2 separate regions of the Homo sapiens genome follow, and region 2 is linked to region 1. The links are chromatin loops, found by intact Hi-C in ENCODE. Cell type or tissue: B cell. All regions are shown on one strand. Links, peaks and the distances in the headings refer to the core of each region. The heading gives the core; the rest is flanking DNA. Region 1 has its middle 26 kb from the start of LINC02649. Region 2 has its middle 30 kb from the start of LINC02656.

Region 1 (16,278 bases), core at 5,314-10,313:
GTGATCCTCCCACCTCAGCATCCCAAAGTGCTGGGATTACAAGTGTGAGCCACAGCACCCAGCCGAAACCAGTGTACTTTTTTTTTTTCTTTTTTTTTTTTTTTTTTTTTTTTGAGACAGAGTCTCACTCTGTCGCCCAGGCTGGAGTGCAGTGGCGCAATCTCGGCTCACTGCAAGCTCCGCCTCCTGGGTTCATGCCATTCTCCTGCCTCAGCCTCCCGAGTAGCTGGGACTACAGGCGCCCACCACCACACCCAGCTAATTTTTTTGTATTTTTAGTAGAGACAGGGTTTCACCATCTCTACTAGCCAGGATGGTCTCGATCTCCTGACCTCGTGATCTGCCCACTTCAACCTTCCAAAGTGCTGGGATTACAGGCGTGAGCCACCGTGCCTGGCCCGAAACCAGTGTTCTTAATTGGCATTTTATACACACATACACAGAATTAAAAAAAAAAAAAACTATCAAGGGCAATCATTCTAAGTGTACTGTGGTAGAATGTGTTAAAAATGCAAACATCCCATAGAACTAAAGTAACATGAACAGCACTTCTCATGGCCTAGGAGAAAGGTGACTGGTTCTCACACAAAGCTAAGCCTGTATCAGTCATTCTAATCACAATGGCTTATGAAAGTATCAGGTTTCCGGAAAAGCAACTATTCCAGGAAAGTCAGTAAATCTCTTGAAAGTTTCACCTCTATAAAACCAGGATAAGGCTACAGCTCTCTTGAAATCTGAACAGGTTATCAGATGAAACAGTAAGATTCCCAGCCATAATGTGAGATGGAAAGATCCTCATGCAGCGTATGCTCAATTGCTGGCCCCAGAAAGCCTCACGTGCAGAATACAGAAGTTGCCAAAGAAGGAAACGGAGACGTTCAGCTACATTTCCGTCGTGTGATGAATTTTAAACCCTCAGGAATGGTGTGGTCTATTAGGCTTTTCATCATGCTTGGTGTCATCCACTTAATCTGTTCAAAGATAAAAGAAGACATGATTGTAATAGTAACTCGAGTCCCAGATGTTGACAGTATGTCTGCAATTTGAGAGTCCTTCAGTCCAGTGACCTTCTGTCTGTTGATTTCACAGATGTTGTGTTCTGTGAGAAGACCATTTCTGGCTACAGAACTGTCTTTCACTATGGATGTTATCTTTTCTTTCTTTCTTTCTTTCGGAGATGGAGTCTTACTCTGTTGGCCAGGCTGGAGTGGAGTGGTGCAATCTCGGCTCACTTCATCCCCTGCCTCCTGGATTCAAACAATTTTCCTGCCTCAGCCTCCTGAGTAGCTGGGATTATAGGTGTGCACCACCATGCCTGGCTAATTTTTGTAGTTTTAGTAGAGATGGGGTTTCACCACATTGGCCAGGCTGGTCTCAAACTCCTGACATAAGGTGATCTGCCTGCCTTGGCCTCCCAAAGTGCTGGGATTACAGGCGTGAGCCACGACGTCCGGTCTATTTTTCCATTTTAAATGATAAAACCAACATGTCCAGTGCTATCCTTATGCATGGTAATTGTCCATTCAAAGGGCCTGTCATGAATGGACGTAGAAATCTTCTCTTGAAAAGCCTGTTTGAGCACCTTGTGCACTTTATCTGAGCTCCAGCCTGCACAGTTTTCACCATTGATTTGGAGTACTTGGTTCCCAAATCTCAGACCAACCAATAAGGTTGGAGAGTTATCCTTGACTTGCTGAACACATATACCATTATCTATTGATTTAAGCCAGAGTTCAATTTTTCCATCTTGGTCCTTATGGCTTCACGAATTTTCCATCTTGATCCAATGGCTTCATGAATCCCTTGCTTAATTTCTGCTCTACAAATTCCAACATCATTACCAGTTATAGGAGCCATTGTATAGTTCGTACTGGAAGGTCTTGCTACCAACTGGCCCTGAATTGGCGCACCAGAAACCATGGTCATATTTGCATGTGTTTCTTCTTTATTTAAACTCAGGCCTATGTGTTGAGAGAGCTCTGGATATAGTTTGGAATAGAGGTTTCCATCTTGAGAGATGTGAACAGAAGCTTCTGACAAAATTGCTGGGTTGGCAGGGTTTGCAGCAAAAGCAGTGTATTAATCTGTTCTCACACTGTTAATAAAGACATACCTGAGACTTGGTAATTTATAAAGGAAAGAGATTTAATTGACTCACAGTTCCACATGGCTGGAGAGGCCTCACAGTCATGGTGGAAGGCAAAGGAGGAGCAAAGTCATGTCTTATATGGCAGCAGGCAAGAGAGCGTGTGCAGGGAAACTCTCCTTTATAAATCCATCAGATCTCGTGAGACTTATTCGCTATCACAAGAACAGCATGGGAAAGACCCGCCCTCATGATTCAATTACCTCCCACCGGGTCCCTCCCATGACACATGGGAATTACGGGAGCTACAATTTGAGATATGGGTGGGGACATAGCCAAACCATATCAAGCAGTTTGAGCCTGAATTATTTAGTCTACCTTCAAATCTTTGAGAGATGGAGAGAGATATTTTTGCAGGATTCTTCTAGACCACAAGGACCCACTTGCCATCACTGCCTCCAGTCATTCTGCATAAGTAAGTTTTAGATTTCAAGCCTCTCCTTTTGATTCTTTCTTAGAGTTTCCATCTCTCTGCCTCCATTTCCCATCTGCTCTTGGATGTTGTCCAACTTTTCCATTAGAGCCTTTAGCATATTAATCAGTTATTTTACATTTCTGGTCTGATAATCCCCACATCTCTGCCATACCTAGGTTTGTGTATGATGTTTGATTTGTTTCTTCAGAAGGTGTTTTTTTTTTGTTTTTTTTTTTTATCATGCCTTGTAATTTTCTGTTGAAAGTCAGATATGATGTATTGGGTAAAAGGAAATGACATAGATTGATCTCTAGTGTGTTTATCTGGCTAGGAGTGAGGCTGTGTTCACTGTTTGCTGTAGCTGTAGTGTCACAGATTAAAATTTTCTTGAACACTTTTGTTTTTGTCTCCTGTGATGTCTTGGGTTTTCCTAGAGACTCCTTGAATAGGGTCTTAGGCTTGTAGATTTTATTTTATTTTATTTTTTTGAGAAGGAGTCTCACTCTTGTTGCCCAGGCTGGAGTGCAATGGTGCAATCTTGGTTCACTGCAACCTCTGCCTCCAGGGTTCAAGCCATTCTCCTGCCTCAGCCTCCCAAGTAGCTGGGATTACAGGCGCCCACCTCCACGCCTGGCTAATTTTTTTGGTATTTTTAGTAGAGATGGGTTTTCACAATGTTGGCCAGGCTGGTCTTGAACTCCTGACCTCAGGTGATCCACCCCACCTTGACCTCCCAAAGTGCTGGGATTACAGCCGTGAACCACCGCACCCAGCCAATTTTTTTTTTTTTTAAGCTGAAATCCCGTTATTATACAGGCGCCATCTTGATGTGGTGGTGAGGTGTGGGGGTTAGGGAAGCATTCTTTACTTTTCTGATCAAGTCTTAGTCTTTTAGTGAGCCTGAGTTGGGTGTTTCTCTTCCCCCAGGCCAGCTGGGCCTTGGTAAAACCCCAGTAGGTTAGACTCTGGCAAAGTAGTTTCCCTTGAGGGCAGAACTTGTTAAAGAGAACAGAGAGCTCTGGGTGTATTTCAGAACAGTTACTTTCCCCCTCCTCTGCTGGAAGTTAGAGGGTACTTTTCTCTGATCTTCACAATGGAGACCTGGTGGAATTCCCCAAGGCAAAACTCACACAAGCGTGGGCACCTCCCTAAGACTGGGTCCCTTTAGAGCTTTCAATTCTCAAGCTAGTTTACACTGAGCCTCCAGCAACTAGTTGATGACAGTTTCACACACTACAACAGATATTGGCTCCAGCTGTGAGTTTCTGCTCCCAGGAAGCTGTCATTCTTTGTATTTTTCTGTCTCTCCAGTTTTGGGGACAGAGATTGGCTCTGTGACCTCAATTCTCTGATGGATCAAAAAGTTGATGATCTTTAGTTTGTTCAGCTTTTTTTCTTGTTGCAAGAATGGGAGAGATGACTTCCAAGTTCTTTACTGGAAGTTGGCATTTTCTTTTTTTTCTTTTCTTTTCTTTTTTTTTTTAAGTAAATGTAAGTTTGTAGACTGAGATGTGTACCCACTATAGACTGATCTCTACAAATATTGTTGGAAACTTCTCAGTAGCCATTCAATTCAAAAAAAGGACTCTCAGACCTAGTTTAGAGGAATGTTACCGGAAAGGGGTCCCAATCCAGACACCAAGAGAGGGTTCTTGGATCTCACTCAAGAAAGAATTTGAGGCAAATCCATAGAATAAAGTGAAAGCAAGTTTATTAAGAAAGTGAAGTAATAAAAGAGTGGCTACTCCATAGGCAGAGCAGCGGTGTGGGCTGCTCAGTTGCTTACACTTATTGTGACTTCTGGATTATATGCTAAACAAGGGGTGGATTATTCATGAGTTTTCTAGGAAAGAGGTGGGCAATTCTCGGAACAGAGGGTTCCTCCCCTTTTTAGACCATATAGGGTAACTTCCTGATGTCATGACATTTGTAAACTGTCGTGGTGCTGGTGGGAGTGTCTCTTAGCATGCTAATGCATTATAATTAGCATGTAATGAGCAGTGAGGATGACCAGAGGTCACTTTCTTCGCCATCTTGGTTTTGGTGGGCTTTGGCTGGCTTCTTTACTGCATCCTGTTTTATCAGCAAGGTCTTCATGACCTGTATCTTGTGCCGACTTCCTATGACCTAGAATGCCTAACTTCCTGGGAATGCAGCCCAGTAGGTTTCAGCCTCATTTTACCCAGCCCCTATTCAAGATGGAATTGTTCTGGTTTGAACATCTCTGACAGGAACCCAAGGTAAAGGGATAATTAAAGCTTGGACCTCACCTGTGTATGACCAACCATGCTGTAGGGAAAACAGCAGCACAATCTTGAGGTAGAATCTGGGTCTCCTAACACCAACCAGGCTTGCCTGGGCGTAACCAGGAAGTGGAATATTTTAGTGCCTGTGACATTCCTTTGTGTCCCAGTGGAGCATAAACAGATTCAGTGTTTGGCTAAGTGCTGGAAGAGCAGCCCAGGGTCCCCCGGCCCCTGCTATGCATCTGCCTTGATTGATGTGCACAGTGGAAGTGGCTTTCATCGGAGAAGCAATTGTGTGTAGGTTCCTGGGAGAAAAGGGAACATGCCACTTGTTCCCTGGTTAGGACACAGGGATGATGCTTGAACCCTAGGGAGAGAGTAGGCAAAAGATAAAAAGGCCACATCCGTGAGCACTTTGTGTGGCCCAAGAGCAGGAGCAGGGCTGCTTCAGAGCCCAGGTAACAAAGTGCAGATGAGAATCAGGAGAGAGGTGCCAGTGAGGTGTCCTTCTTTTTTTTTTTGTAGGCATCCTGTGGTCGTGGCACAGGTAGGGACAGGTAAGGAAGCACCGTTGGAGGGAAGCAAGACGTTTACTGCTGTAGGAGCAAGATGTCCCCATGAGGGGTACGTGGAGGACGTTTCTGAGCTCCTGTGGGAACTGTCTCAGGAATGTTTGCATTTGAGCTGGAAGCTTCTTGTCATGGATGAATTACAGCTCCTTGATGATGACCCTGTGGAGGGTGTGTCAAGTGATCGAGGATACTTTTGAGTAGGCTGACCTTTCCTTCTCTCCATATCCCAGAAGGGTCCTCTTTCCTATCTGTGGGTATTTCTACCTCTGCTCCACACATCTCTAGTCTTGTATAACACCTTGGCTTACAGGTGTTCCTAAAGACCCGTCTCTCTTCTGCTGATGACTTCCTGGGGGTATCAGTCTGTTCATCTGTCAAGAATGTGGATGAACAAACATATACATTACACTTCCAGACTGAAGAGGCTCTTAATAATTGGGCTGGAACCATAAGTCACTATGTTCTATTTAGGTATGGAACTTACCAGAACAGAAAGAAGGGGGGAGGAAGGAGACTTCTTGGCTAGCAGTCTGTTTATCTTATAAATCAGTCTGATCTCTTGAGCAAAAGTTAAAGGGAAAAAGTGGAGGAGACACTGTGACCTGGCCTAGGAAGTCTAGGTTTAAGCCAAGCCAAACACACTTCTCCTCTGTCTCAGCTCTGTGAGCTGTGAGTTCTGCTTCTCCTAGGGTAACCTCGGATTACCCTAGGTTACCTTGGCCAATGCCCGTGGAAACTGGCTCAAGAAAGGGAAGTAGGAGAATGGCAGAGTCCAGAGTCCACTTATTCTATGGTTCAGGGCACTTTTTTTTTTTTTTTCTTTTTTTGAGACAAGGTCTTGCTCTTTGCCCAGGAATTCAGTGGTGTGATCATAGCTCATTACAGCCTTCTACTCCTGGGGTCAAGAGATCCTCTCATCTCAGCCTCCCTAGTAGCGAGGACTATAGGCACACTTCCTGGATAATTTTTAAATATTTTTCAGAGATGGGGTCTTGCTATGTTGCCCTGGCTAGTGTTGAACTTCTGGCCTCAAGCAATCCTCCTGCCTCGGCCTCCCAAAATGTTGGGATTACAGGTGTGAGCCACTGCACTTGGCCTTGTTCAGTGCATTTTCAGGGCATCCTGAAAGGCCAGGCCTGGATCTTGGGCAGCTGTTCAGGAGCATTCCAGCTGTGAATGGTCCTGAATGTCTTCCTGGCCTTCCAGATGGATCTCTAACGCACCCCAACGCAGGTGCTCCCTGAAGACATACCGGATCTGTTGGTGCGGAAAAAGAATGCAGCATTTGGTGGCTTATAGTGCTGTGCCAACTATTGCTTAGGTAATTTATATGACATCTTATTTTCTCCACCTGATTCTAAGCTCCTTGAGGACACGTCTGGTTCATCTCTGTTGGCTGCATAGCCTAAAACCCATGCTGGTGCATCCTGATTTCATTTCCTTCTCGGATGTAATGAAAGCACTCAAATGATATTGATTGCCTCCTCTTTAGGTTGACAAATAAAACCTTTAAATTCTGTTTTTCCTGGTGTTTCCTTTGTAGGATTGGAAACGATGGTCTTGATAGCGCTGTGGTTAGCAAAGCATTAATGGCTCACTCTCCTAGGGGAGACACGTCAGTTGATACCATGCACTCTGCATGCAATTTTCAGAAATGGTGTTTGCTTTTTTCAACGTTGGTTGTGTTGCTGCTCTAGACGAACCAGCTTCTATTCCTGTCTTTACTCAGAGGTAGGTAGGATTCTTCCCCAGGCACCTACAGACCTGACTAGGATTTACAGGCAGGGGTGAGTCAGCTGACCCAGGAGGGTGGCATCCCATAGTTAGGACAGAGAGAGACTCACTGGCACGTGCTGGGTCCCTGCGTTGTCCTAACGTGCCTCCTTGCAGGTAGCATGGCTGAGTCAGTGTGCCGTGAGTCACAGGCTGCGGGAGGTGAACTTGAGCCTCACTCCGGCATTGATCTTTCGCAGGGATATATTGTTAGTTCCCGTCTGTTAAGACCGATAAAGGGTAATAATTTACTGGCCTCAAGTTTGTCTTCTCTTTGATTTCACCAAATCTTCTCCTTATACAGGAATTGCTTGACCTTGACTTTTCAGGAATTTACCCAATTTTATACTCTTGGCGTCTCCTGGGCTTAGAACCCCTTACCTCCAACCTTGCTCCCTGGCTAACTTCTACCCTTCCTTCAAAGCTCAGCAGAGATGGCACCCCCTTTCTGAAACAGTCCCCAGTTCCTGGGAAGAGTGAAGGCCTGAAGCTGTGTTGAGGGTGGCACTTAGCCCCTGGTTTGGAGCTCCATGTTTCCTTCACTGTCTGCTGAACATTTTAAGGCGTCGATTTGGACTTTCCTAGGCTTGCATTCCCAGAGCCTAGTGCAGTGCCTGTTCAGAAGACTTTTTTTTTTTTTTTTTTTTTTTTTTTTAGTGAAGAGGGAGGAATGTTAAGCCTCACCAAGTCTGATTATGCTAAGATCACTTAAATTTTTTCTGCCTTTTCAGAATACCCATTGTAGTTAGGGTTAGTACCCATGGTTTGGCACTTACTGGTTCTGTGGTTGTTGGGTGCCTTGTTTGTCTCTTCGGGCGAGATGCGAGTCACTCCAGGGCAGCATCTGTTCCTCATATTCCTCTCACATTCTTTAAAGCCTCCCTGTGTGCACTCAAGCCACACAATGAACCTTCCTGCCTTTGCCCACAAGGCTGAGAACTCTTCAAAGTGAGACTGTGTCTTACGCATTTTCACTTCCTCCATCATTTGACACAGGACCTGGCACGTAACAGATGTTTAATAAATACTTGTATTTATTGAATAGGAATAGGTAGTAGATTCTAGAGACATAGTGAGCTCAGCTCAAGTTCAGTTGCATCAGGGAAGGCTCCCCCATGCCCCCGGCAGCTCCCTCTCTCTGTGCCTATGCAACCTTTAGCAGCATGAGCTGCCTTGAAAAGTCAAAGCCAGCTTTTCCAGAAAGCAACTCAGCAACTCTCTCCTGGGGCCAGAACTGCTCCGAAACGGGAACAGCTGTGTATATTCTTTGATCGTTAGCAGGAAACGATGTGTCGTGTCTCAAAGCACCTTTTCATGCTGCTTTCTTATTAACTCCACCCAGAAGCCCTTGCCTTAGCAAAGCCAGTCTCGCGAGGCACCGTGGAAGTCCAGAGTTGAGTGCAGCTGGGTTTGATTCATTCCTGGGCTTGATTTCTGGAATCCTCCTAGATTCCTTCCTGGGTTTGAGTTCTGGAAGCCTTGGTTTCTTGAGGCGATTATGCTGTAGGTACTAGAGAGAAGCTACTGCCTTTGAGAGAAGGGTAATTACGCAGGATTTGAAAGGAGACAGGAAGCTGTGGGTGCCAGAAATAGAGGAATCTTGTTCTTTTATTTTTGGCAACATCCAGCAAGGTGGGAGGACACCTGAGGGGAGTGCCTTTCTGGTGCACCATGGAGGCTGGTCCGTAACAGTGGAAGCTGCCATCTTGCAGAAGATTCCTCTGCCCAAGCTTGGCATGGCCAGACTTCGTGGGCCATGTGAACATGAGATGATATCTTGCTCTGTGTGCCTTCCTATAATTTGGGGGGAGATGTTGACTAGGAGGAGGCATCCACCATTGGGCTTTTCATTATCTCAATGGAATGGTGACTTGGAATTGACTTTGACTCAAGGAAATAAAGTAAGATGAGGATTTACACATACCTAGATTAGGAAACTAACCTTTATACCTAGTACATATGTACACCTGTAAGGCATCTGGTACAGTCCCTGGGTGCTTCAGGGACTTCATAAAGGTGCATTTCCTTCACCCTTACTTATAAATAATGGTCGATGCATATTCTTAGATCATTTGAGATACATCCTTAAAAACTGTTGAGCATTGATCAAAATTTGTTTTGGAAATAAACTTGTTTTTAGTGCCCCAGAGAAGCACATTGTTTCCTAAAGTGAAGAATCCTCATTGAAGATGAATTGTGCTAATCTGGATTTTCAGGTTTTTTACTTACTGCAATAACAGATAGATTGAGGAAAGTACCCTTTTATTTTCTCTGGAAAGCACTGATGGATGTAACTGATGACAACTTGACCCAGTAGGGCAGTTCGTCTGCCCTCAAGAGCAGCTCAGCTCAAAGGGCGGTGTGGGGATCGCCAAGTGTGATGGAGGCAAGTCCCAGGTGAAAGGGAGCTCTAATTCATCAGGATTCCTCTATCTTTATAAGAGAAGCTAATTTCAAATCACTTCCTTCGTTATGACTAAATTTCAGGAAATGAGGATCACATTATTCCAGTGCAGAGAACTGGGCTGAGAGTCACATGCTTTATTATCTGCTCTGATTAATGACTAACCAACCTCGTAAGTTCCCCACCACACAGGTTAGTGACTGGATGATCATTTTGCTTTATCCACTTCCTAACAGGAGGAAACAGAGAAGTGAGCTAACTTTGTTATTTATACGAAGGTAACATACTTGCGATTTTTCTTTTCTTTTCTTTTTCTTTTTTTTTTTTGAAACAGAGTCTTGCTCTGTCACCCAGGCTGGAGTGCAGTGGCATGATTTTGGCTCACTGCAACTTCTGTCTCCCAGGTTCAAGCGATTCTCCTGCCTCAGCCTCTTGAATAGCTGGGATTACAGGTATGCGCCACCACATCCAGCTAATTTTTGTATTTATAGTTGAGGTGGGGTTTTACCATGTTGGTCAGGCTGGTCTCGAACTCCTGACCTCAGGCGATCCACCTGCCTCGGCCTCCCAAAGTGCTGGGATTACAGATATAAGCCACTGCCACCGTGCCTGGCCAGTTTTTTTTTTTTTTTTTTTTTTTTTTTTTTTTTTTTTGAGACGGAGTCTTGTTCTGTTGCCCAGGCTGGAGTGCAGTGGTGCAACCTTGGCTCACTGCAACCTCCACTTCCTGGGTTCAAGCAATTCTCCTGCCTCAGCCTCCCAAGTAGCTGGGATTACAGGTGCCTGCCACCACACCCAGCTAATTTTTGTATTTTAGTAGAGACGGGGTTTCACCATGTTGGCCAGGCTGGTCTCGAACTCTTGACCTCAGGCAATCCACCTGCCTCGGCCTCCCAAAGTGCTGGGATACAGGCATGAGCCACCGTGCCCGGCCCATACTTGTGGTTTTTCTATACCTATCTTCCTTTCTGGTGGGAGCCCAAAATAAAAATATGTGTGTGTATACACACACACACACACACACACACACACACATATACACATACACATATATATATATATTTGTGTGTGTGTGTGTTTTATGTGATCTTTCTTGGCTTTTGCATTGAGAAAGTCATCTTTGAAATTTAGAAAAACTGTCAGACTGTTGGAAGGCACCTTGGACATGGCGTCTCCCCAGTGCCTTCTTTATGCATAGAAAGGGCGCTCGAGGTAACGGGATGTCATGACTCTTGTGAGATAACACAGGAGCGGAGCAGAGATGAGAACTCAGGCCTCCTGTCATCTGTCCAGGGCATGTGGGTAAGATCAAGCGTAGGACTGGCTTTATAAAGCACAAATATTTGTTTGTCAGCAACTGTTTGTTTATTACTTCATTTTTGTTTTTCTCTTCTAAAATTCACCCTAAACTCTTTTATGATTTATGGACTGCTCTAAGCTTACAAGACTGATAAATATGTATATGCTGTGTGAGGAATACATTGATTTATTTACAAAGGTAGCAGAATCCTAATGCAAGAACAAACAAGAAAAAGAAAAAGAAAGAAAGATGTAGACTGGTTTTATTCATAAATAGAGAAGTGAAAATTCTAATAAAAATATGAGCACATGGTGCAATGTAGCAACATCCTACCATGACAAAATAAGGTTTATTCAGAGTGCAACGATGGTTTCATATTACAATTTTTATTAGTTTAAGTATTACATAAGTGGGTCCAGTTTAAAAAAAAATGACAATCAATGCTGAAATAGCCTTTATTTACTCTTGATGAAAATACAAAAATCAATGCCGGGCACGGTGGCTCACGCCTGTAATCCCAGCACTTTGGGAGGCCGAGGCGGGTGGATTACGAGGTCAGGAGTTCGAGACCACCCTGGCCAACATAGTGAAACCCCATCTCTACAAAAAATACAAAAATTAGCCGGGCGTGGTGGCAGGCGCTACTCGGGAGGCTGCGGCAGGAGAATCACTTGAATCCCAGAGGCAGAGCTTGCAGTGAGCCGAGATTGCGCCACTGCACTCCAGCCTGGGCAGCAGAGTGAGAGTCCATCTAAAAAAAAAAAAAAAAAGAAAATGGAAAAATGAAGAAAATGAAAAATAAGTGTTGATAGTGAGTTCCAGCCAATAGAACAGAACAGGAGTGAAGTGTCCCATCTCTTAGCTGAAGCTTCTACGACATGGATGCACCCCACAGTCTCACCTGTGGCTGGCTGGACCCAAATGAAAATGAGAGTGCAGGGGACGGCAGAGACACAAGATGAAAGGATCCTGGGTCCCTGAGTCACCATGTGGAGAAGCCATCAACACAGAGTGCTGCTTTGATCTGTTTTCTAATCAGAGTTTTAGTGCCCCAGAGACGCACCTTGTTTCTTAAAGTGAAGAATCCTTGTTAAAGACCAATTGTGCTAATCTGGATTTTCAGATTGTTTACTTACTGCAGTAACAGATAGATTTAAATATTTAGATAGAAAGCTCCCTTTTATTTTCTCTGGAAAGCACTAATGGATGTAACTGATGACAACTTGACCCAGCAGGGCAGTTAGTCTGCCCTTTAGGGAGCAGATCTAAACCTGTGTAACCTGAGACATGGTGGATTTGGGGTCATGAGTCCCCACAGCTCAGCACACCCTAAGAATCCATCTATCTTTCTGTACAGCATCACGTATCCCTTCTGCAGGCCTATATGCCAGTCCAGCCATCCTCTGCGGGCTACTACTACCGTTAGACATTAAATGTATCTAGTATGTTCTTTTTATCTCTTAGCCATCACGCCTGGCTAATTTTTTGTAGTTTTAGAAGAGACAGAGTTTCACCATGTTGACCAGGCTGATCTCAAACTCCTGATCTCAAGTGATCTGCCCTCCTCGACCTCCCAAAGTGCTGGGATTACAGGCATAAGCCACCGTCTCTTACTATTCTAAATTAAAAATATTAGGAACTTTTTTTTTTTTTTTAGTAGAGATGACATCTCACTATGTTGCCCAGGCTGGCCTTGAACTCCTGAGCTCAAGCTATCCTCCTGCCTCACCCTTGCAAAGTGTTGGGATTACAGTCATGAGCCACTATCTCTTACTATTTTAAATTAAAAATATTAGGAACTTTTTTTTTTTTTTTTAGTAGAGATGACATCTCACTATGTTGCCCAGGCTGGCCTTGAACTCCTGAGCTCAAGCTATCCTCCTGCCTCGGCCTTGCAAAGTGTTGGGATTACAGGCATGAGCCACCATCTCTTACTATTTTAAATTAAAAATATTAGGAATTTTTTTTTTTTTTTTTTTTTTTTTTTAGTAGAGATGACATCTCACTCATCTCACTATGTTGCCCAGGCTGGCCTTGAACTCCTGAGCTCAAACTATCCTCCTGCCTTGGCCTTGCAAAATGTTGGGATTGCAAGCGTGAGCCACCATCTCTTACTATTGTAAATTAAAAATATTAGGAATTTTTTTTTTTTTTTTTAAGTAGAGATGACATCTCACTATGTTGCCCAGGCTGGCCTTGAACTCCTGAGCTCAAGCTATCCTCCTGCCTCGGCCTTGCAAAGTGTTGGGATTACAGGCATAAGCCACCATCTCTTACTATTGTAAATTAAAAATATTAGGAATTTTTTTTTTTTTAGTAGAGATGACATCTCACTATGTTGCCCAGGCTGGCCTTGAACTCCTGAGCTCAAGCTATCCTCCTGCCTTGGCCTTGCAAAGTGTTGGGATTACAGGCGTGAGCCACCACACCCAGCCAATTTGTAGGCATTCCTACATTTATGAAATTTGTTTTCTTTTCAAGCATGCTTAGCCGTTCCTTGCACTCTCTCATTCCTCGTTCTTGCTTTTAAGCTCCTGATTTATTTCCTTAAGCACTGAAGTATTGGCAAGTGGGATTCTGGGGCCTGAGGTTCTGTTTGCTTGCACACAGAGGGCTTTTCTTTCTTTCGTGTTTAAAAATTCTTTTACTGTGAGCTGCTGACTTTCCTGGTTACTTTATCTGTGGGACTTCTTTAAGGCCTGGTTGAAGCACCTTAATCTCTCCAGAGAATATCTGCTTCTGTCAGTTGCCTAGGAGGACTACCATCCCTGAACACTTTAAACGTAAATATCCAAATGGGTCTTTTCAGATCACACAGGTAATGTGAATTCAGACTGGAAATCTGCCTGGAACCTGGTTTGAGGTAACAACTTCTAAGGGCAGGTTTTTTTCCCCTTCTCCCCAGAGTGCTGAGGTCAAGACAAGCAGGTTTTGTTTCCTTTATTTTTTTGTTATTTACATTGGGTTAATTTCTCCTTCCTCTTTTTTATTTTTAGAGACAGGGTCTTGCTATGTTGCCCAGGCTGGAGAGCAGAGGCTCTTCACAGGTGTGATCAGTGCTCATGGCAGCCTCAAACTCCTGGGCTTAAGTGATCCTCCCGCCTGGGCCTCATGAGTGGCTGGCACTCCAGGTGCGCATCACTGCACTTGGCCTTCTCATTCCTCTTATTCTGAGGATTTGCCCTTTGGGCAAAGGGGGTTCCAGTTTTCTATGATGATTCTAGGCTTTGTCTCCTGTCCCTGAACCCTATGCATCTATCAAAGCAGAAACTCAGGATGCAAGCTGGCTTGGATATTGCATTACCTCTCAGAGATGCATTTGAAAATATCTGTGGAATGGTTAAGTGGTATTTTGGGGGCATTTAGTCCTCAGATGGCTGGAAACAGGCTGTGTCTTCAGCCTCTCTCTGGGTTTGTGGGACAGGCCAGAGGCCATCATCACAATGTGGTGGATGGCCGTGGGCTCAGATCAACAAGTAGCTGAAGTCAGGGTTGCTTTTCAAAAATGTAACAGATTTCCCTACATATTAGATATTAAAAAAAGAAATGTATGAAAACCCAGAAAGATGAATTAAGATTTGAGATAGTGGAGGAAGGAGATAACACCTTTACTCCAGACACAGAGCCTCTATTCAACATAATAACTATTCATCACGACTTCCCCCATGGAAGGCCGTGTCCTGGGCCCTGCAAAGGAGAGCAGGTCTCAGGGACCTGCCAAAGATGTAACACACTCATGTCTCTTTCATGAGGCTCTTCCAGTAGGATGTGAGACAACCAAGTTACGGGGTCATAAGTAGTGACAGGACAACTTTCTCAGTTCATCAGTGTAATGTTTAGTTTTACGTATTAACTTCATTGGGCCAATGTGCCCAGATATTTGGTTAAACATTATGCTGAGTGTTTCTTTGAGGGTGCTTTTGGGTGAAATTAACGTTTCAATTAGTAGACTTTGAGTAAAGCAGGCCACCCTCCCTGATGTGGGTGGGCCTTGTCCAATCAGTTGAAGACCTCACTATAATAGAACAAAAGACTGACCTCCCCTGAGCAAGAGGGAATCCTCCAGCAGGCGGCCTCCAGGCTCCATCCACAGCATCAGCTCTTCCTGCTTCTACAGCAATGGCCTCGAACCTGAGCTGCAACATCAGCTATCCTGGGTCTCTAGGCTGAGGCTCACGTTGCAGATTTTGGACTTGCCAGCCCCCAGAATCCCATGAGCCAGTTCATTATAATAAACCACACACACACATGCATGCATGCAGACACACACACATGCATGCGTACTACACACACACACACACACACACACACACACACACACACTCACCCTACTGGTTCTGTTTCTCTGGAGAACGCAATCAGGATGTAGATGGCTACCAGCAGTGGCCCCAAAGAAAGGAACATTTCTATGTACTGAGAATGAATTAGGACTATAGACTGTAGTTTAAAATATCTCCTTCTCTTTTTCCTTCCTTCCTTCCTTCCTTCCTTCCTTCCTTCCTTCCTTCCTTCCTTCCTTCCTTCCTCCTTCTCTCCCTCCCCCACCCTTTCTCCCTTTCCTTCTTTCTTTCTGCCACAATGCCATACTTGCCCCACTGTGGCATGATGGTTGTCTGTATTGTCCCGATTGAGAATCTGAGGCTCCACCGTCTGGTGCCACAGCCTGAGGTGATGAAAATCCTTGCAGATGCATCCAGTGGGAAAGGTATTGAGGAGTGCCGGGGTTTGAATGGGTCACCCAAAGTTCATGTGTTGGAAACTTAGTCCTTAATGCAGCGGTGTTGAGAGATGGGACCTTTAAGATGTGATTAGGTTATGAGGGCTCTGTCTCATGAATGGATTAATGCCATTATGCCAGGAATGGGTTAGTTGTCATGGGAGTGATTTTCTTATTAAATAACAAGTTCTGCCCCCTTCCCCATTCCTTTCTCTCACGCTCTTGCTTTCTGCTATGGGATAACACAGAGAAAACCCTCACCAGATGCTGGCACCTTCATATGGGACTTCATAGCCTCCAGAATTACATTTCCTTTCTTTATGAATTAGCCATTTTTGCGGTATTCTGTTATAGCAGTTTAAAATGGATCAAGACAAGGAGAAAGCATCATTGTTTGATTTGGAAGCCACTGACTTCAAAACAGCCTTTTCAATACACTTCACCCACTTCTCTCTAAAATGCAGGGAAGGCCAGGTGCGGTGGCTCATGCCCATAATCCCAACACTTAGGGAGGCCAAGGCAGGAGGATCACCTGAGGTCAGGAGTTCAAGACCAGCCTGGCCAACATGGCAAAACCCCATCTCTCCCAAAAATACAAAAATTAGCTGGGCATGGTGGTGGTCTGTGCCTATAATCCCAGCTACTTGGGAGGCTGAGGCAGGAGAATAGCTTGAACCTGGGAGACAGAGGTTGCAATGAGCCAAG
Region 2 (16,278 bases), core at 7,561-12,560, 83 kb after region 1:
GTTTGTATTTCTGTGGGATCGGTGGTGATATCCCCTTTATCATTTTTTATTGTGTCTATTTGATTCTTCTCTCTTTTTTTCTTTATTAGTCTTGCTAGCAGTCTATCAATTTTGTTGATCCTTTCAAAAAACCAGCTCCTGGATTCATTGATTTTTTGAAGGGTTTTTTGTGTCTCTATTTCCTTCAGTTCTGCTCTGATTTTAGTTATTTCTTGCCTTCTGCTAGCTTTTGAATGTGTTTGCTCTTGCTTTTCTAGTTCTTTTAATTGTGATGTTAGGGTGTCAATTTTGGATCTTTCCTGCTTTCTCTTGTAGGCATTTAGTGCTATAAATTTCCCTCTACACACTGCTTTGAATGCGTCCCAGAGATTCTGGTATGTGGTGTCTTTGTTCTCCTTGGTTTCAAAGAACATCTTTATTTCTGCCTTCATTTCGTTATGTACCCAGTAGTCATTCAGGAGCAGGTTGTTCAGTTTCCATGTAGTTGAGCGGCTTTGAGTGAGATTCTTAATCCTGAGTTCTAGTTTGATTGCACTGTGGTCTGAGAGATAGTTTGTTATAATTTCTGTTCTTTTACATTTGCTGAGGAGAGCTTTACTTCCAACTATGTGGTCAATTTTGGAATAGGTGTGGTGTGGTGCTGAAAAAAATGTATATTCTGTTGATTTGGGGTGGAGAGTTCTGTAGATGTCTATTAGGTCTGCTTGGTGCAGAGCTGAGTTCAATTCCTGGGTATCCTTGTTGACTTTCTGTCTCGTTGATCTGTCTAATGTTGACAGTGGGGTGTTAAAGTCTCCCATTATTAATGTGTGGGAGTCTAAGTCTCTTTGTAGGTCACTCAGGACTTGCTTTATGAATCTGGGTGCTCCTGTATTGGGTGCATAAATATTTAGGATAGTTAGCTCCTCTTGTTGAATTGATCCCTTTACCATTATGTAATGGCCCTCTTTGTCTCTTTTGATCTTTGTTGGTTTAAAGTCTGTTTTATCAGAGACTAGGATTGCAACCCCTGCCTTTTTTTGTTTTCCATTTGCTTGGTAGATCTTCCTCCATCCTTTTATTTTGAGCCTATGTGTGTCTCTGCACGTGAGATGGGTTTCCTGAATACAGCACACTGATGGGTCTTGACTCTTTATCCAACTTGCCAGTCTGTGTCTTTTAATTGCAGAATTTAGTCCATTTATATTTAAAGTTAATATTGTTATGTGTGAATTTGATCCTGTCATTATGATGTTAGCTGGTGATTTTGCTCGTTAGTTGATGCAGTTTCTTCCTAGTCTCGATGGTCTTTACATTTTGGCATGATTTTGCAGCAGCTGGTACCGGTTGTTCCTTTCCATGTTTAGCGCTTCCTTCAGGAGCTCTTTTAGGGCAGGCCTGGTGGTGACAAAATCTCTCAGCATTTGCTTGTCTATAAAGTATTTTATTTCTCCTTCACTTATGAAGCTTAGTTTGGCTGGATATGAAATTCTGGGTTGAAAATTCTTTTCTTTAAGAATGTTGAATATTGGCCCCCACTCTCTTCTTGCTTGTAGGGTTTCTGCCGAGAGATCCGCTGTTAGTCTGATGGGCTTTCCTTTGAGGGTAACCCGACCTTTCTCTCTGGCTGCCCTTAACATTTTTTCCTTCATTTCAACTTTGGTGAATCTGACAATTATGTGTCTTGGAGTTGCTCTTCTTGAGGAGTATCTTTGTGGCGTTCTCTGTATTTCCTGAATCTGAACGTTGGCCTGCCTTGCTAGATTGGGGAAGTTCTCCTGGATAATATCCTGCAGAGTGTTTTCCAACTTGGTTCCATTCTCCACATCACTTTCAGGTACACCAATCAGACGTAGATTTGGTCTTTTCACATAGTCCCATATTTCTTGGAGGCTTTGCTCATTTCTTTTTATTCTTTTTTCTCTAAACTTCCCTTCTCACTTCATTTCATTCATTTCATCTTCCATTGCTGATACCCTTTCTTCCAGTTGATCGCATCGGCTCCTGAGGCTTCTGGATTCTTCACGTAGTTCTCGAGCCTTGGTTTTCAGCTCCATCAGCTCCTTTAAGCACTTCTCTGTATTGGTTATTCTAGTTATACATTCTTCTAAATTTTTTTCAAAGTTTTCAACTTCTTTGCCTTTGGTTTGAATGTCCTCCCGTAGCTCAGAGTAATTTGATCGTCTGAAGCCTTCTTCTCTCAGCTGGTCAAAATCATTCTCCATCCAGCTTTGTTCTGTTGCTGGTGAGGAACTGCGTTCCTTTGGAGGAGGAGAGGCGCTCTGCGTTTTAGAGTTTCCAGTTTTTCTGTTCTGTTTTTTCCCCATCTTTGTGGTTTTATCTACTTTTGGTCTTTGATGATGGTGATGTACAGATGGGTTTTCGGTGTAGATGTCCTTTCTGGTTGTTAGTTTTCCTTCTAACAGACAGGACCCTCAGCTGCAGGTCTGTTGGAATACCCTGCCGTGTGAGGTGTCAGTGTGCCCCTGCTGGGGGGTGCCTCCCAGTTAGGCTGCTCGGGGGTCAGGGGTCAGGGACCCACTTGAGGATGCAGTCTGCCCGTTCTCAGATCTCCAGCTGAGTGCTGGGAGAACCACTGCTCTCTTCAAAGCTGTCAGACAGGGACACTTAAGTCTGCAGAGGTTACTGCTGCCTTTTTGTTTGTCTGTGCCCTGCCCCCAGAGGTGGAACCTACAGAGGCAGGCAGGCCTCCTTGAGCTGTGGTGGGCTCCACCCAGTTCGAGCTTCCCGGCTGCTTTGTTTACCTAAGCAAGCCTGGGCAATGGCGGGCGCCCCTCCCCCAGCCTCGTTGCCGCCTTGCAGTTTGATCTCAGACTGCTGTGCTAGCAATCAGCGAGATTCCGTGGGCATAGGACCCTCTGAGCCAGGTGTGGGATATAGTCTCGTGGTGCGCCGTTTCTTAAGCCGGTCTGAAAAGCGCAATATTCGGGTGGGAGTGACCCGATTTTCCAGGTGCGTCCGTCACCCCTTTCTTTGACTCGGAAAGGGAACTCCCTGACCCCTTGCGCTTCCCAGGTGAGGCAATGCCTCGCCCTGCTTCGGCTCGCGCACGGTGCGCACACACACTGGCCTGCGCCCACTGTCTGGCACTCCCTAGTGAGATGAACCCGGTACCTCAGATGGAAATGCAGAAATCACCCGTCTTCTGCGTCGCTCACGCTGGGAGCTGTAGACCGGAGCTGTTCCTATTCGGCCATCTTGGCTCCTCCCCCCAGCAAATCATTTTCCTGAAAGAGACTTCTTCAGGAGATAGATTCTCTTGTTATTGTACTGTCTCAGTTATCTATTGCTGTAAAATAAATCGTCCCAAAGCTTAGTGGCTTAAAAACAACTCTTTATTACCTAACACAAGTCTATAGCTGGCTGTGTTTAGCTGGTATATTCTTCTGCTCCACGTGGGCTCACCTGCACTGGAACATCCAGGAAGGCTGACTCACATGGCTGCACAGTAGCTGTCAGCCAAGAACCTCACCGTTGTGTCAAATGTCTTAGTTCTCATCCACAGTGCATCTCTGGGGGCTTCTCACAGTGTATTCACTGGGTCCCTCCAGGGAGTGTTCTAAGAGACAGAAGCCTCAGATCTCTTAAAGCCCAACCGTGTGGGTGACACAGCATCAATGGCTGCCATAGTCTACTGATCAAAAGTAGTCACAGGCCAACCCAGATTTAAGGGGATGGGAGACAGACCCTATCTCTGAGTGGAAGAAGTGGTAACACTGCATGGCCGTTTTTAACCAGCCACAGTTCTTGATGACAATTTCCTAATGGAAAAGATCTTTCTTCTACAGGACTCTAGAATAGCGTTTCTCAGGTGTTAATGTGCAAAGAATCATCCCGTGATCCTGTTAAAATGTAGGTTCTGATTCAGTAGGTCTGGGGTGAGGCTTGAGAACCTGCGTTTCTAACAAGCTCCCAGGGATGCAGCAGGCACCTGCAGAGCTGTTAAAACAGATTCCTCCCACTCCTTTCCTCTGCTCTAGAAAAATCCTCCAAATCCTGAAAACATCTGGAGAGAAGCAGAAGGAGATGGTAGAAGCTGAGGCCCCACAGTGGAGCAACTTTGATTTCCATTGATTTTACGAAGACACTACCACAAAGAAATGGCAAAATCAATGTTGGCCATTTATGCAGATAAAATATAACTGTCAGGTGGAAAATAAAACCTAGGCAAACACTAAGTGTATCCCCTGAACCATCTTAAATGTGGTTTGTGTACTCATGTGGTTGAGTCCTCATGGATGAACTGCAACCTAGCTTAACAGTCAGAAAAGATGGAAAACAGTCAGAAAAAAATGGAAAAAGTGTACACCTGACATTGGCAAACTTTTAACAGTGAGCCTTATGGTCTTCACCAATTTCAGGTGCTCCATTCCCCAACCCTACCCCACTTCTTCAAGTCAGTTCAGTAAATAGTTACTGATCCCTTATTCAGCAGAAAGCACTGTATCGGATACTGTAGGTGCAGAGAGAAGACAGCCCAGCATTCTTTCCCTACAGAACATTATACTTTGGTAGGGAGACAAGTGACATACATAAGCCTCCATCAGTTCATTAAGTGTTTATTATTGCAACGAAACACATATGACTTTTGGGGAATTTGATGATGGACAGGATCAGGGAATGGGAGTTGTGAAAGTTCTTAATTTATTTATATATTTATTTATTTATTTAGAGACAGGGTCTTGCCCTGTGCCCAGGCTGGAGTGCAGTGGTGTGATCATAGCTCACTGCAGCCTCGACTTCCCAGGCTCAAGCAATCTTCCCACTTCTGCCTCCTGAGTAGCTGGGCCTACAAGCATGTGCCACCACACCCAGCTAATTTTTAAATGTTCTGTAGAGTTGGAGTCTTGCTATTTTGCCCAGCTGCCCTTCTGGGCTCAAGTGATCCTCTTGCCTTGGGCTCCCAAAGTACTGGCATTAGAGGCATGAGTCACTGCACCTGGCCAAATGTTTTTTTTTTAATTGATGCATAATAGATGTATGTAGTTTTGGGGTACATGTGACAATTTAATACATTCATATAATTTGTAAAGATCAAATCAGTGTACTTGAGATATCCATCACCTTAGATATTTGTCTTTTATGTTAGAAACATTTGAATTCTTCTCTTCTATTTTGAAACACACAACAGATTATTGTAAACTGTGTCACCCTACCGACCTATCTAACACTAGGTCTCGTTTCTCTTAACAAACTGTATATTTGTACCCATTAATCATCTTTTCTTCACCCGCTTTTCCCCCTACCCTTCCTTAGCTGGGTAACCACCAATCTACTTTGTATCTTCATGAGATCTCCTTTATAGCTCTCACTTATGAATGAAAACATGCAGTATTTGAAGAGTCACGTTAGAAGAGGTTTAGAGGCTGTGTAGGAGTTCTCCAGGAGAAGGTGGAGGATGGAAGAAGGGAATTACAGTAGGCAGAGAAAACCTGAGTGAGAAAGTAAAAGCCTGGGTCAGGAGGACAATGAATGGCCCAGGAGGGTAGGCCCCGTGCTGGGGCTGGTGGGAGATGTGTGCGGAAACTGCAGGGCTTTGCCTGCCAGGCTAAGGAGTTTTCCTTTCATCTGGAAGATGATGGGAGAACTATCAAAGGGGTCAGAGAAAGGATGCTGACAGTCTCCTCTGCCCCACTGAGTTAAGCAGCCTAGTTTGTTCTGCTCATGCTGATAGCCAGCTTGCTCCCCCTCTCGCAGCTCCTCTCCCACTGCTGCCCCCATCCATCTACTGAAGACCTCGGGTATTAGTCCATTCTCACACTGCCATAAAGATACTACCTGAGACTTGGTAATTTATAAACAAAAGAGGTTTAATTGACTCACAGTTCTATATAGCTAGGGAGGCCTTAGGAAACTTACAATCACGGCCGAAGGTGAAGGGGAAGCAAGGCATGTCTTACATGGTGGCGGGAGAGAGAGAGAGAGTGAAGGGGGAACTGCCACTTTTAAACTATCAGCTCTTATGAAAACTGACTCACTATTACTAGAACAGCATGGGGGAAACCATCCCCATGATCCAATCTCCTCCTACCATGTCTCTCCCTCAATACCAGGGGATTAAAATTCGAGATAAGATTTGGGTGGAACAAAGAGCCAAACCATATCACCTTGCTAGTCTTTAGATACCAATTGGGCTTCCCCAGGCAGCTCAGCAACTGTAGTGCTTTCCTCCTCTGAATCCATAGAGGTTTTTTTAAATTTTTTTTTATTTTATTTTTTTAATTTGAAACTTCTATGGCTTTACTTATGTTATTCTTTCTGGGTTTTTTTTTGTTCCTCTTTTGCTGCCTGGTAGAAGGCTACTCAACTTGAAATGTGCCACCAAGATGCCATCTCTTATGTAAAGCCTTATCCCACCACCTAAAAGCAGAAAAATGTGCTCTCTGCTACAGCAATTCAATCACTCTAATGTTACAGACAGATGTGTGCTGGTAAAAAACCACCATCTCAAAAAAGAAATGAAGAAAAAGCCAACAAAACCCAACCCAAACCAACACCACCAAAATCCTGATTTGTGGTGTTTGCCAATTTCTGTAGTATAAATACTCCCACCATGGCTGCTTTCAAGCTACCAACTTGAGATTTCTGAACTTGCAGCTGGGAAGAGATATGTAATGTCAGTTCTCAAGAGTTGATTCAGGCCAGGCATGGTGCTACACACCTGTATTTCCAGCTACTTGGGAGGCTGAGGTGGGAGAATCACTTGAGCCTGAGAGTAAGCCATGATTGCACAACTGCATTCCATCCTGGGGAAAAAAAAGAGTTGGTACAAGCTGGCTCTAGCACATCACTGGACTTTATAGACCTGGCCTCACTGTGGTTCATTGTTCACATAGACTACAAGTATTTAGGAGAGAGAGACAGTGGGCCTGTCTTATTCATCTTTGTTGACTAGTGCATGTTCCAGTCTGGCATACAGCAAACACTCAATGTATATTTCTTCCCCAGGTATTTATTATTTGAATGAGTGGGTGGTTACCATGTGTATTAGTCCATTTTCATGCTGCTTATAAAGACGTACCTGTGACTGGGAAGAAAAAGGTTCAATGGACTTATAGTTCCACATGGCTGGGGAGTCCTCACAATCATGGCAGAAGGCAAGGAGGAGCAAGTCACATCTTACAAGGATGGCAGCAGGCAAAGAGAGAGAGCTTGTGCAGGGAAACTCCTCTTTATAAAACTATCAGATCTCATGAGACTTATTCACTATCATGAGAACAGCACAAGAAAGATCTGCCCCTGTGACTCAATTATCTCCCACCAGGCCCCTCTCACAACATGTGAGAATTCAAGATGAGATTTGGGTGGGGACACAGCCAAACCATATCATTCTGCCACTGGCCCCCTGCAAATTTCATGTCCTCACATTTCAAAACCAATCTTGCCTTCCCAGCAGTCCCCCAAAGCCTTAACTCATGTCAGCATTAACTCAAAAGTCCACAGTTGAAAATTTCATCTGAGACAAGGCAAGTCCTTCTGCATATGAGCCTGTAAAATCAAAAGCAAGTTAGTAACTTCCTAGATACAAAGGAGGTACAGGCATTGGGTAAATACAGCCATTCAAAATGGGAGAAATTGGCCTAAACAAAGGGGCTACAGGCCCCATGCAAGTCTGAAACCCAGCGGGGTAGTCAATTCTTAAAACTCTAAAATGATCTCCTTTGACTCCATGTCTCACATCCAGGTCATGTTGATGCAAAAGGTGGGCTTCCATGGTCTTAGGCAGCTCCATCTCCATAGCTTTGCAGAGTACAGCCTCCCTCCTGGCTGCTTTCATGTGCTGGTGTTGAGTGTCTGTGGCTTTTCAAGGCACATGGTGCAAGCTGTTGGTGGATCTACCATTCTGGGGTCTGGAGGACAGTGGCCTTCTCACAGCTCCACTAGGCAGTGCCCCAGTAGGGACTCTGTGTGGAGACTCTGACCCCACATTTCCCTTCTGCACTGCCCTAGCAGAGGTTTTCAATGAGGGCCCCACCCCTGCAGCAAACTTCTGCTTGGGCATCCAGGCATTTCCATACATCCTCTGAAATCTAGGTAGAGTCGACTTAATTCTTGACTTCTGTGCACCTGCAGGCTCAACACCACGTGGAAGCTGCCAAGGCTTGGGGCTTCCACCCTCTGAAACAACAGCCTGAGCTGTACCTTGGCCCCTTTTAGTTATGGGTGGAGTGGCTGGGACTCAGGGCACCAAGTTCCTAGACTGCGCACAGCAGAGAGACCCTGGGCCTAGCCCACGAAACCATTTTTTCCTCCTAAACCTCCAGGCCTGTGATGGGAGGGGCTGCCGCAAAGGTCTCTGACATGCCCTGGAGACATTTTCCCCATTGTCCTGGTGATTAACATTCAGATCTTCATTACTAATGCAAATTTCTGCAGCCAGCTTTAATTTCTCCTCAGAGAATGGGATTTTTGTTTCTATCACATTGTCAGCCTGAAAATTTTACAAACTTTAATGATCTGTTTCCCTTTTAAAATTGAATGCCTTTAACAGCATCCAAGTCACCTCTTGAATGCTTTGCTGCCTAGAAATAGAAATCTTCCACCAGATACCCTAAATCATCTCTCTCAAGTTCAAAGTTCCACAAATCTCTAGGGCTGGGGCAAAATGCTGTCAGTCTCTTTGCTAAAACGTAACAAGAGTTACCTTTGTTCCAATTCCCAACAAGTTCCTCATCTCCATCTGAGACCACCTCAGCCTGGATTTCACTGTCCATATCATTATCAGCATTTTGGTAAAAGCCATTCAGCAAGTCTCTAGGAAGTTCCAAACTGTCCCACATTTTTCTGTCTTCCTCTGAGTCCTCCAAACTGTTCCAACCTCTGCCTGTTACCCAGTTCCACATTTTTGTGTATCTTTTCAGCAGTGCCCCACTCTACTGGTACCAATTTACTGCATTAGTCTGTTTTCATGCTACTGATAAAGCCATATCTGAGACTGGGGAAAAAAAAGAGGTTTAATGGACTTATAGTTCCACATGGCTGGAGAGGCCTCACAATCGTGGCAGAAGGCAAGGAGGAGCAAGTCACATCTTACATGGATGGTGGCAGGCAAACAGAGAGAGATTGTGCAGGAACATGCCTCTTTATAAAACCATCAGATCTCATGAGACTAATTCACCATCACAAGAACAGCACGGGAAAGACCCGCCCCCATAACTCAGTTACCTCCCACCAGGTCCCTCCCACAACACGTGGGAATTCAAGATGAGATTTGGGTGGGGACACAGCCAAACCATATCACCATGTCTCTCCATGGACTGACTTGATGGACAATTCTTTGGAGGTGGATAACTGTGATTGTCCTGTAAACCATAAAGCAGAGAGGGCACCCCAAGGAAAGCCATGTTACCCAAGTAGATGCTGGACAAGTGTTAAATACATAGCTGCCTTCATTGTGGAAACAGGGGCAGGGATCTGAGGACTTCTATATCAAGACCTTTCCACTCCTCCACTAGTTTACTTCTCTGGGTCTACTGTCGACATTCATCTAAAATGCAACTCCAACAGAAATTGTGGGACAGGGATGTCCCATTCACCTGGAGAAAGGCTATACAAGGCAATACAATGGCCATTGCAGCAAAAAAATCAGGTGTCTAGAAACATATTAAGCCAGAATTAAGCTGTAGCTCTCTGCATAGTTTATGAGACACTTCTCTGAAGTGCAGCTGAAAATGATGGGTGTGTGTGTGTTTTAAATCTGAAGGCCCTCGGGAATGGCATGTACACAAATGTCAGTGTTTGTGGGCATGAAAGGGAAGGAAACCAGACATGGGGCTGGCGGAGAAGACTTAACAGCTGCAGCTGGCATGCTTTTGCTTTGTCTTTGATTCTTTCGATTCCTGTTTGGCTTTGGTCCCATGTTTTGGGCTGTGACTAAGCTTTCGTGTCTTTGGGGGCTAAGTAGACATCAAAACAAGAAACGCCACTCACTGTGCAAATGGATTTGCCCGAAATGCTGCTGAAGAAGACAGGTTGGCATCGGGCTGGTGCTTTTCTGCTTCTACTTAAATAGGAGAGGATTTGGTCAAACTTGGTCCTTGGGACAAGGAGCTGTTTTGGACAAACGGTTTACGGAAGGTGAGGCTGGGTATTTTAAGAAGGGAGGTGAGAAGTGAGAGACCTGGAATCTGGTCCTTGTAATCGGTCATCTTGCAACATGGACTTGACTGTTGTGGAAATGGTCTACACCTCAGTTTCCTTTTTACCACAAGCTCTTCCCTCCATCTCTGTCGACACATTTCCCTCCTCTTGCTCCAGCCTCTGCTTATTTCAGGGGCTCAGTTTTCTCAAGATGGCCCCATGAAACTTCCTTGCCACAGAATGCTTCTCTGGATGCTATATCAATCGATTACATGTTAGTATGAATTTAGCTAATACACTACCTCCACATGTGACTGTACACTCAAAGTATCCCAGCAGAGGCACTCTCCCAGGTGCAACAAGATGAAACAGTCAGTTTCGGGGTCTCTTATCATGTCCCTATATAAACACAGGTGTGGGAGGGAAATATTTTGAGATGACTGCATGGAACTCTGTATTCCTTTTCCATATAATGAGTATATTATTCTCCAGCGTCTCTCCATTGCTCAAAACCACGAATATCTCCTCTCTTGAAAAAGTGACAGTGTGAGGACTGGGAAGCTGAAATTTTAGCTCAGAAGTCTACAACTAGAACCAAGTTTCTAAAAATGTGCTGTGTTATATAATCCAGGAGGAGGCAATGGAAAAGTACCAGCTGGTGTGGGACTGGAGGCTTTCCTGCCTCTGACTCACTCAGGCAAAAGGTCTTGAATTAAGATGCTTCTCAGAAAATCCAAACAAAACCCATTCATTCTCCAAGGCTTCGCATTCGTTGTGGGAGTCAAAATGTAACCATGGGACTGAGATTGCCTGGGCACATTTGGGAAAGTTCACAAAGTTTGTTCTTGTGTCCCTCGAGGCCAGCTTCCAGGGCCTCCCCACTCCTTTCCAGATGCCCGATGCCATCCTGCCGTATCTATGGCACCACAGACAGCCCTATCGGGAAGATGGCCCAAATGGCTTTCCCCATCAAAACTTGACTTCTCTGTCCTGTGGCCTCAGGCCCTGCTCTGGGTTGTCCTTAACTAAACAGTTAGATGGATCCTTGCTGTGGTGTTAGCTAACTGAATAGAGCACCTTTGAAAAAATAACATAATAGGCTGACCACGGTGGCTCATGCCTGTAATCCTGGCACCTTGGGAGGCTGATGGGGGAGGGTTGCTTGAGTCCAGGAGTTTAAGACTAGCCTAGGTAACATAGCAAGCCGTTGTCTCTACAAAAAATGTAAAAATTAGTCAGGTGTGGTGGTGCCTGCCTGTGGTCCCAGCTACTTGGGAGGCTGAGGTGGGAGGCTTAAGGGGGTTGAGGCTACCTTGAGCTGTGTTTGCACCACTGCACTCCAGCCTGGGTGACAGAGTGAGACCCTGCCTCAAAAACAAAACAAAACAAAAACAAAACATAATGTCTTAACTCAAAAGAGAGCATGGCTACTTGTGCAGTGACAAAAGTGGCTGGCATATCAGGAATGATGACTCTGGCCTAGGAAGATGTTTGGGACCTGTGGAGCCTTTGGATGTGGAGTCCCTCAGATCACACTAGAATCTGGCTGCCTTCTCCACGAAGAGATTTCTGTGTGGAAGGTCCAGGCATCTGTGTTTTGCAGCTCCCCAGAAGGTTTTGAGGCCTGTGGGAAATGATGGGGGACTGCAGCACTTGTATGCTGTGATGTCGGAAGAATAACAGCCAGCGGCTCAGCAGCATTAAGGCTTTGTGGACTGTTCCTAGGCTTTTTCCGTCTCTCCTTTTTTTTTTTTTTTTTTTTTTTTGCCACAGTTGACATCTGTACGCCCCACGTCACGTGAGGTTAGTGTCTGAGCAGGGACTACAAGGAGCCAACAATCCTGACTTCTGGTCTACCTTTCCCCCAAGTACCCACAGCCTCCCTAATATCCAAATCCTCATGTAACTTTATGCAATGAAACATATCAAACTTTACATAGCATTGCCCAGCCTGTGCACGTTGAGGTATTTCAAAGCAAAAAGCATTATAAAGTCTTTGTGAACCTCTCCCCACAAGCATGTAAAGCTTTGGGAACAGGCCAGGAACCACCTGCCTTGGCATACCATAGTGCTGTGACCATTGCAATTATATTTTCCAGATACAATTCTTGGGGCATGCAGTCTGAGAATGCTTTGCCTCTGAATGGAGCACATGGTTTTTGGATAGGGAAATGTTGGCCTACAGATGTATGAAGGCTATGGTGTTGGTGGGGGTGCCGTAATAGGATAACTTGAGTCTGAATGTGTGAAGTGATGTTTCGACTAGAGCTGATTTTGGAAGTGGTTGTAGCTGGCACTGGGAGATGAGGAGGCATGATGAGGGTGAGAATAATTCAATGTGAATTTTCAAGAGTTAGGCTCTTGAACTGTAAGAATGTAAACCTCAGGTCACTTTACTAAGAGGGGTTATATTGGGCCAAATGTCTGCATCTGCCTCCCACATTCATTCACCTGGCCCCACCTGCCTGCCCCCAGGTGCCCTGTATCTGGCTCAGGGCTGAGAACCACAGCAGCCTGGCACCTACTCCCTAGTCCTGGCCTTGTGGTCTCATGTGGTCTGGGCTGCTCCCACCACATCCCGACTCAGGTGAAGTGTGGATCTGAGCGCACAGCTGCAAAGTACAGGGCCTGGGGCCTTGACCAGGAAGTGCAGGTGAGTTCACGTACCTGTACAGGGTGAAGACAGCCTGAAGGAGGTGTGGGCAGGAGGGGGCTTCATGCCCCACACAAGGAGGTTTGACCATTGAGACAGGAGGTGGTGGCAGTTGTGAATTTTTCTCCCTTCCCTGCCCACCTCCCTCCTCCTCCCACTCACACTCACATTGCTCCAGGTATGGTGATGCCTTTGGCCTGCCCCTGAACGTCCCATATACCTGGACAGCCAGCTGTGTCTTCTGAGGCCATGAGCAGCTGGCAGCACATCCCTTGCATCTGCTTTCCCCACTCCCGCTTTGCTTCCTGCCCTCACTCTTGCTGCCCCGGGATTGCACCCATCTCCTCACAAAGCAGGAGCTGCGAAGATTTGCCTCAGGCTTTGTTCTCAAGGGAGGACAGGTCATTAGGGGCTGGTTGTAAAGCTGCACATAGAAAGCTATGCACATGCTTCACCTGGTTTCTTTTGACGTGGTCATAGGAGATTTAAATACCTTGGTTTTCCTTATCATGGAGGTATCTGTTTTTATGTGTTTGCTTTGGCCTCCTTTTCTTCTCAATTCACCAATTTATTTCCATATTTTTAATGCCAAGCCTCATAAGGAGTCCAGTGAATTGTCATATCCAATGAAGGTTGCAGTTGCTGGGCAAATATTTTGTGTTGCGTAAGGTCGATTCATGGGTAGCTGACCAGCTTACTGATGAGCAATCCTTGGATTCATGGCCCTTTCAGGAGCAAGAGCAGCTGGCCCTATGTCTGTAAGTTAGAGTCTGTTGGTGGGCAGGGCCAGCTGGGTATGGCGTGGTCAGTAGAAGTTGCAGCAGGATGAAGAAGGTGAGTTTTCAGCTCCTGTGGACTGGCTATCTGGCTGGCAATGTTTGTCCTGGGCTACTTAGGACTCCCACATAAGTTCCCTCCTGGCTGTCGTCCTGTATGTAGCTCAGCCTCCATTCCCAGGCATCATTTAGGCCCTTGGACAGGGATCAGTAAAGTTGTTCACTAAGCGATGGCTAAGGTGTGCTGTTGTGCAGAAGACAGTATAAACGCAGGTGAGAATTCCATCTGTTCTATTTCTCAGGGGCATAGTAGCAAGTCAAGGGACAGCTTGCACTCTCTGAAGAACTAATCAAGATGTTGTAAGGAAGATGTGACCTGGAGGTCATTTTGGGGAGTTTCGTGGCTGGTGAGTGAGAAGTGATCCCAGAACGAGGAGACAAAACAGAAAAGACAAACTGGAAAAAGTCAAGCATCAGCAGGTTGAACAGGGAAGGATGACACAAAGAGGAAGCGAAGGCCAAGGGAGCTGGTCAGCTCAGAGCCCCGTGGCTGCCTTGGCCCCAGGTTCTCCATGCTCATCAGTGTCAGCCTGGTGCTGGTCTCACAGGGCTTAGTGCTGAGCCAGACAGCCATGGTCCCTCCTGAGGGCTGAAGTGGGGTCTTAGCCCTGGGCCTTCCCCTTCCTCACCCAGCCTCCACTGCTGCTGCGTTGCCCGGGCCTGGGGTAGGAGGTGTGCATGGTGAGGAGGCTCAGGCTGCCTAAACTGAGTGCCTGCCATGTGCCGGCCACTGCTGGATGTGGACACTGCAGAGTCCACTGTGGGGCTCCCTCTCTGCTAAGGAAAATGTAGACAAGACCCGGCAGTGTGGCATGGCCACGTGTGCACGCACATACAGATACACACACACATAGACACATATATACACACAGAAACGTATATACACCCACATACAGGCACATACACAGTTACACATACACATACAGACACACACATACACAGACACACATATAGACATACAGATGCACATATACACACAGACACATTTGCACACACAAACACACACATACACACAGTTACACACACGTACACATATAGACACACACATACACAGACATATACGCATGTGTACTATCCAGACACACACATACACATATGCACACGTACACACATATACATACACACATATACACATACACACGTGTACACATGCAGACACACAGACACATATACACACATACCAACACACACATACACACATGCACACATATATGCACACACATATAGACACACACAGCCACACATACACATACACATAGATACAGACACACATACAGACTCATACGCAAAAAAATACATAGTCACACACACATGCACACATATAAACACACCTACACACACAGACACATACCCAGACATACATATACACACACAAGGGAAAGACAAAAGGGATTAAAGAATTAGGGATTTAGGGAAACAGAAGCTTTGATAGTCTGTATCAAAAATGTTTGGCTGGGCGTGGCGGCTCAAGCCTGTAATCCCAGCACTTTGGGAGGCCAAGGCAGGCAGATCACCAAAGGTCAGGAGTTTGAGTCCAGCCTGGACAACATGGTGAAACCCTGTCTCTACTAAAATTACAAAAATTAGCTGGGCAGGTGTGCACCTGTAATCCCAGCTACTCAGGAGGCTGAGAAAGGAGAATCACTTGAACCTGAGAGGCAGAGGTTGCAGTGAGCTGAGATCACGCCACTGCACTCCAGCCTGGGTGATAGAGCCAGACTCCATCTCAAAAAAAAGAAAAAAAAAAAAAAAAAAGAAAAACAACTCAGGTCTTTTATCTTTGAAAGAAATGAAAAAGCAATTTAGATTGGACAAAAGAATCACATCTGAAATGCGTGAAAGAATCACATCTGGACTAGGTGTGGAAGTCTCTTCTAAGTTTAAATTTTTATCAAAGGTATACATGTCCACATGTAAAGAGTCGCCTAGCTTTACAAGGGTCAGGATAGAAAACAGTGTTTCCTCCCCCTCCCCACTTCTCCTACCCTCCTCGAAGGGTAACCACCTTTACTGTTCTTACTTTTATTGCTACCTCTCCATTTTATGTTTAGTCTTTGACACCCTTCTTTGACTTCCCTCCATGGAAATGAAGGCTTCCCTTTTCCCCCACTACCTTCTCACCATGCACTCACAACTTTCCCATCTCTTATTCCCCCGAGTTTCGGTCAGATTAATTTTTAACATTTACTTTGGGAGGACTATAGGAAGGCCATTCAAAGCTGAGTCATGTAGTCTACTGTGTTGGTTATTGATTTCTGTGTAACAAATTACCCCATAATTTAGCCACTTAAGGCAATAAGCATTTATTATCTCAAGGTTCTGGCCAGGAGACTAGGTGTGGCTTAGCCGGGGTCTCTGGCCCAGGGTCTGTTGCAAGGCTGCTGTGAAGGCTGCTGGCCAGGGCTGCCATGTCCCCAGGATCAGCAGTGGGAGGCTCCCTTTCCAAGCTAACTCATGTAGGGTTTGCAGGTCGTGAGTCCTTGCTGGCTGTTGGCCAGAGATACCACCAACTCCTGACTGCTCAGGTCTTTCCATCAGTAGCCCACAGTGTGGCAGCTGGCTCCCCTCAGAGCTAGAAGAAAAACAAGAAGAGAACAAGATGGAAGCAGGTCTTTTTGCCACCTAATCTCAGAAGTGAGACTCCATCACCTTTACTGTATTCTATTCACTAGACACGACTCATTAGGTCCAACCCACACTTAAGCCTAG

Evidence for each region. A loop is a pair of places that touch in the nucleus more often than their neighbours do. Peaks named below come from ENCODE experiments on the same cell type or tissue, not always from the same donor. Only the 100,000 strongest peaks of a DNase experiment are listed, where the experiment ranks them.
Region 2: it touches region 1 in a loop (7-fold over the local background); 5 of 110 quality-filtered maps call a loop at or near these places.

The regions. Positions count from the first base shown.
Region 1 is chr10:6,292,190-6,308,467 of GRCh38, forward strand. It overlaps a transcript of PFKFB3 not described here and the pseudogene SDCBPP1. Among named protein-coding and RNA genes, the nearest start is that of LINC02649, 26 kb to the right of the region's middle. RefSeq lists enhancers at 3,571-3,800, 6,698-7,897. In B cell, for the core only: no CTCF peak of the experiment used is centred there; a DNase peak (open chromatin) is centred at 8,092; H3K4me3 peaks cover 1,248 bases; H3K27ac peaks cover 929 bases.
Region 2 is chr10:6,372,456-6,388,733 of GRCh38, forward strand. No RefSeq gene overlaps it. Among named protein-coding and RNA genes, the nearest start is that of LINC02656, 30 kb to the left of the region's middle. In B cell, for the core only: no CTCF peak of the experiment used is centred there; a DNase peak (open chromatin) is centred at 9,786; H3K4me3 peaks cover 624 bases.